Linked DNA regions of Homo sapiens: region 1 is linked to region 2. A link is an interaction called in ENCODE POLR2A ChIA-PET data of the cell type or tissue named here. Cell type or tissue: MCF 10A. All regions are shown on one strand. Each heading gives the region's core, and the rest is flanking DNA. Links, peaks and the distances in the headings are about the cores only. Region 1 overlaps LINC00886 (long intergenic non-protein coding RNA 886). Region 2 overlaps TIPARP (TCDD inducible poly(ADP-ribose) polymerase).

Region 1 (2,924 bases), core at 211-2,710, 110 kb after region 2:
ATATGAAACTTAGGATTTCTGGGCTTCAGTTTCTTCATTTATAAAATGGGAGATAACAATATATCATTCTTCAGAGGGAGGTGGTAGAAACCATCTGAGAGAAATGGTGGTCAAATGATTTCAGTAATTGCAAACTGCATGTGTTGCAGTTCAGCCTGGAAGGAGCAGGGATATAAGAGTGACCTTAGTTGAGAGTAGGCCCTCCCTGCTGCTAAGGCTTCCTACCTCTCCTAGACCCAGGAAGAAGTACATGGATTCACTTTTCTCCCACCTCACATGACTATGGTGGTTACTCATCAAATCAAAGTAAATCTAGAGGTTTTTGCTGAGGAAAAGTTATGCTTTCTTTCCTGATAGAAAAGAGCACTGGCATTAAAGGCACTTGAGACATTTTTTTCCCCTCATCCTTTTCTCATCCTTTCTTTTCTAAATCTCTTCCAACAGATAGGTATAGTAGTTACAAAGCTTTAGTTGCAAATTACAGAAAACCTGAATCAAGCTGGTTTTAAGTAATATTGGAAAGTTAATGGTTTATATTACTAAATGGTCCAGTGATACATTTTCAGGTAAAGCTTGATCCAGCAGCAAAATGATGGCATCTAGGGCCTGGTTTCTTCCAATTGTTTCTCTGTTCTGTTCTTCATAGTAATTACTTTATTTTAATGCTGCTACTCATCATGATCCTAAGATAACTGCCAATTGATTCAGTGCTCTTGTCTATCAGGAAAGAAAGCATAACTTCTTCCCAGCAAAAACCTCTAGATTTACTTTGATTGGATGAACTTAGGTTACACATTCCCTTGGAACAAATCTCTAGCTAGAGGAGATAATATATTGGAGAGTTTAACCTAAGGCACATTAGCCATTCTGGGGCTGAAGGTGGATTCAGTTGTCCTAAAACCCCATGGATCGCAAAACAGTTTATGGGCTGATAAAGTGAATGGGGAGAAATGGATACTGAGGAGGTGCCACTAACAAAGACCACTATTACAGGTTAGAAGAAGATGCCATCCTTATATGTAAAGCTGCAGTGTCCAAATGCTTACAGACTTTGTCATTTGAAAACTAGAGCACATATTGTTTAAACCAAATTTGGTGTGTCTACTGTAACAGAAATTGACTTTCATCAATACGCATGAAAAGCAATCATTAACCTTTGGATTTTGTGATTTTATAAAGCATAGAAATCTATACTTCTGTGCTCTCAGGAGGGAAGCTTTTTTGTTTATACATTTTGGCCATTTTCAACATGCTCTAAATTGAAATGGAGAATGTACTTTTTTTTTTCTTCTAGTGTAACATTGAATAAGTAACAGCACAATGCAGGAAGTCAGTCTAGCCACAGCAAATCTGTACTTGTTTTTGTGAGAGGATGGGAAGAATGAATATTTGCCCTGTGGCATCAATTTCCTGTTTAATGTTCTCCAAGAGGCATTTGGAAAATGCCCAGCAACACGGATGTACGTAAATGCCACACATAACTTGTTTTCGTGAGTGGAAAGAGGAGCCTATAAAATTATGACAAGTCTGGTTTACCCTCACCTCCTGAGAGTTGGTGAGTCACTCTACCTTTAACTTAATGATTTGGAGGATGGATTATTCCAGAGTTTGGCACTGGAAGAACAAGCAGTATAGGAATAGCATGGCTTTTGGCTTCTTAGCCCAAGTTCTTATTCATTTAAGGCTACTTTTATCCTAAAGTTTGCCATATTCCTGCTGGAAATTGCCAATAAGAAATGTATACGTGGCCGGGCGCGGTGGCTCACGCCTGTAATCCCAGCACTTCAGGAGGCCGAGGCGGGCGGATCACCCGGTCGGGAGATTGAGACCATCCTAGCTAACTCGGTGAAACCCCACCTCTACTAAAAATACAAAAAATTAGCCGGGCGTGGTGGCGGGAACCTGTAATCTCAGCTACTTCGGAGGCTGAGGCAGGAAAATGGCGTGAACCCGAGAGGCGGAGCTTGCAGTGAGCCGAGATCGCGCCACTCTACTCCAGCCTGGGCGACAGAGCGAGACTCCGTCTCAAAAAAACAAAAACAGAAAAGAAATGTATACGTACCAGGACAGCCTTTATAAAGCAAGCAAAGAAACAAAATCCCTTCCAAAACAGAACCTATCTTTAAGATTTGCAGACACAAATTTGTTTTCAAACCACAGAAAAACATATGTACATGCCACATAATATCTCTTAAGGCATGGGCAGATGTGCTCTTACCCCAGACCACTCACATACCAGTTTTGGACATCTTATTTAAAAGGTCATGATGTGGTTGAAGAATCAAAACCTATTTTTGTTCAACAACTAATCTCTAGGGTTACTATAGAATTTAAAACCTTGACTCCGAAAATTCAGATATAAAGAATCTGTCCTCTAACTTCCCTTTTGAGCTACCTCCTGACATAAAGATGAGAATAGTTATGATCTATTAAGCACCTAGTCTGAACAAGAAATATCTTTCTATATGTTAATGCTAATCCTTAAAATACCTCACAATTTGTTCCATATCCCCTCATCTTATAGATGAGGAAATTGGGACTTAAAGAACATAAGTAACAGTCTAAGGTCACTCTGGTAGCTAGTGGAGCTGCATTCAAGTCTAGATCTGTCTGGCCATAAAGCCCAAGCTCTTTTCTCAAATTTAGAAATTGTCAATCTAGAATTCCTAAATGGGCCTCAGAATATTCTCAAGAGCCTAAAATTCGGTGCAAATCTGTAAGTATATGTGTATATGCATTTTTCTGGGGAGAGGATCTAAAACTTGTATCAGGTTTATCAGCTATATTTACAGAGCCTATCACAGTCTTGAAGACAGTAGGCACATGATAAATATTTGTTCAATAAATAATATGGGTCTGTGACACTAAAATAGGTTAAGAACCATTGCTTTTATTATGTGTCCCAGTACTGCTGTAGCTTGTCC
Region 2 (2,924 bases), core at 135-2,634:
ACCTAGCAGAATTGCAAACTCTTATGTATTCAGTCCACAAATGCATGCCAATGGCCTGTTGAAAGACTCTTCTACTTTTACCTGCTGTGTGCTTTTGAATAGCCTTGGGTGCTTTGGAGCCTTAATTTCTCGATAAAATTTAAAATTGACTTGTAAAAACTAAATATAGTATAAGAGGAATGGTTTCAGGGAATCAGTCAGGACAAAAACAAAACATTTTAATGAATGAATGAAATCCAGTTGCTGTCAGTTTGTAAATGATCATCTTCCTTCCTTTCCTCGTAGGATTTTTAGACTCTGAGGAGCAGTTGGAGCTAATCCACATTATGGAAATGGAAACCACCGAACCTGAGCCAGACTGTGTAGTGCAGCCTCCCTCTCCTCCTGATGACTTTTCATGCCAAATGAGACTCTCTGAGAAGATCACTCCATTGAAGACTTGTTTTAAGAAAAAGGATCAGAAAAGATTGGGAACTGGAACCCTGAGGTCTTTGAGGCCAATATTAAACACTCTTCTAGAATCTGGCTCACTTGATGGGGTTTTTAGATCTAGGAACCAGAGTACAGATGAGAACAGCTTACATGAACCTATGATGAAGAAAGCCATGGAAATCAATTCATCATGCCCACCAGCAGAAAATAATATGTCTGTTCTGATTCCTGATAGGACAAATGTTGGGGACCAGATACCGGAAGCCCATCCTTCCACTGAAGCTCCAGAACGAGTGGTTCCAATCCAAGATCACAGCTTTCCATCAGAAACCCTCAGTGGGACGGTGGCAGATTCCACACCAGCTCACTTCCAGACTGATCTTTTGCACCCAGTTTCAAGTGATGTTCCTACTAGTCCTGACTGCTTAGACAAAGTCATAGATTATGTTCCAGGCATTTTCCAAGAAAACAGTTTTACAATCCAATACATTCTGGACACCAGTGATAAGCTGAGTACTGAGCTCTTTCAGGACAAAAGTGAAGAGGCTTCCCTTGACCTCGTGTTTGAGCTGGTGAACCAGTTGCAGTACCACACTCACCAAGAGAACGGAATTGAAATTTGCATGGACTTTCTGCAAGGCACTTGTATTTATGGCAGGGATTGTTTGAAGCACCACACTGTCTTGCCATATCATTGGCAGATCAAAAGGACAACTACTCAAAAGTGGCAGAGTGTATTCAATGATTCTCAGGAGCACTTGGAAAGATTTTACTGTAACCCAGAAAATGATAGAATGAGAATGAAGTATGGGTATGTATTTATAACAACTTGTAGAACTGTTGTTAAATGCTATAGAGAAGGTAAAGAAGCTAAAAGCTTAGTAGGGTGGTTTCTTTCAGTAGTAACAGGTTTTCTTTTTTTCCACTATTATTCTTTTGACTGTGCTGTCCTGATTTTTCATGGTGGGTGAATGCAGGCTATTAACTCAACCGGACAATGAAAGTTTTACGATTTGAACAATTCATATGTCAGTTCAACGTGCGTGTGACTGAGAAGTTGCACATACATTAAATATTGTGAATCAAATACTGTTTTAATCACCCAAGGAAAGCTGGCTTTTGAAAGAAAGTCTGGCGAATCTTACTATAACATAAATAATGAATCTCCTAATTTATCTAATTTTAAAGCTCTGCACATTGAGCAGCTGTTATTTTTTAAAGAAAAATAGTATTGTCGAGAGATGTTTGTGACCCTCTTCATTTTGAATGGTATAAACATCTTTTCTGTGAATGATTCAGAAGTTCCTCCCATACTTCTGGATCTTTTATTAGTTTCCTTGGAACTTTTCACCATTAAGTTTATATTATAGATAAAATAAATTTTTCCAGAATTTAGGGTATTTTTTTTTTAACCTGGAAGAGTCCTTTAACAATCAGTGAAGGGATGAATTTATGGTAAGGTATGTTTAATACTCAAACAATTATCCTTGAGTTTTGGTACACAAGATGTGTGTATACACATAACTCAGTTCTTTTAGTATGGATGTCTAAGCAGCATTCACTGGCAGGCAACTGGTATTTCCACATCTGAATTCTTCTTTAAACTTTAAAATGAAGAAAATGATAGTTGCCTCATGTAAAGTTGCTAGTGCAAAAATGGCTATATAATAAGCATTAATGTTTACATCTGTAAGTTATTTCTCCTGTAGCATAGAAGGAGCTAAAGTGTGTGGTGTTAATAGCTATTTGTGTATGACCAAGAGTAAGGATTAAAATTAAAAGGGAGAGAAGAACACTTCTGTCCATGCTCCCTGATTGGGGAGGCCATGAAGGCAACCTAACAGCTTCATACTAATGAATGGCCTGGTATAGTACTGAGATGACCCATATTGGAGGGGAAAATACACTGAATATACCATCCCAGAAGTCCAAGAGAAAACAATTCCTTGAGTCATCTTTGTTCACAGATATGTTGATTTACACTACCTATGTGTCTAGAGAGTCAGCAAATGGTTGCAGTAAACCATTTCCAAGTTGTCTGATTCTGGTAGTCTTCATGTCAACCTTCTGAATTCTGACTGGTGCCCACAGAGCTTGTTCGCATTACAGAAACATGGTTTTTTTTGTTTGTTTGTTTTTTGTTTTTTCATTTATCTCGTTCCCATTCAGTAATGGGTAAATGGTTGTCTTTTAATAATTTTAATATTTCAGTTATATAGTACATAAATCCATGTGTCTTTTTAGCAACTTAATTATCATGAGACTAGAACTTTGCATCTTGTGTTTCAAAAGGGAAGTGCTGAACAAGAAGAGAAACAGTATAAAGCCCAAATTCAAAAGTATTACATAGAAGACCCTATGAGATAAAAGTAAGGTCATATCAAGAGTGTAGTTTTCCTGACTATAAATGTATTATCTTGATAATATATTACACTCAAGATTCCACCTTGCTTCAGTAGTGAAAATCTTATAATACAGCTAAGTACTTTTAA

What was found. Peaks named below come from ENCODE experiments on the same cell type or tissue, not always from the same donor. Only the 100,000 strongest peaks of a DNase experiment are listed, where the experiment ranks them.
Region 1: POLR2A ChIA-PET joins it to region 2 with 5 read pairs; 3 of 35 experiments call an interaction of 5 or more read pairs at or near these places.

Annotation. Positions count from the first base shown.
Region 1 is chr3:156,782,855-156,785,778 of GRCh38, forward strand. All of the region lies in intron 1 of LINC00886 (long intergenic non-protein coding RNA 886), which reads right to left. Among named protein-coding and RNA genes, the nearest start is that of LINC00886, 33 kb to the right of the region's middle. In MCF 10A, for the core only: no CTCF peak of the experiment used is centred there; a DNase peak (open chromatin) is centred at 1,457.
Region 2 is chr3:156,677,372-156,680,295 of GRCh38, forward strand. TIPARP (TCDD inducible poly(ADP-ribose) polymerase) reads left to right here. Exons shown (of 6, transcript NM_015508.5): 2 at 286-1,243. The coding sequence starts at 327. Among named protein-coding and RNA genes, the nearest start is that of TIPARP-AS1, 3.1 kb to the left of the region's middle. In MCF 10A, for the core only: no CTCF peak of the experiment used is centred there; no DNase peak of the experiment used is centred there.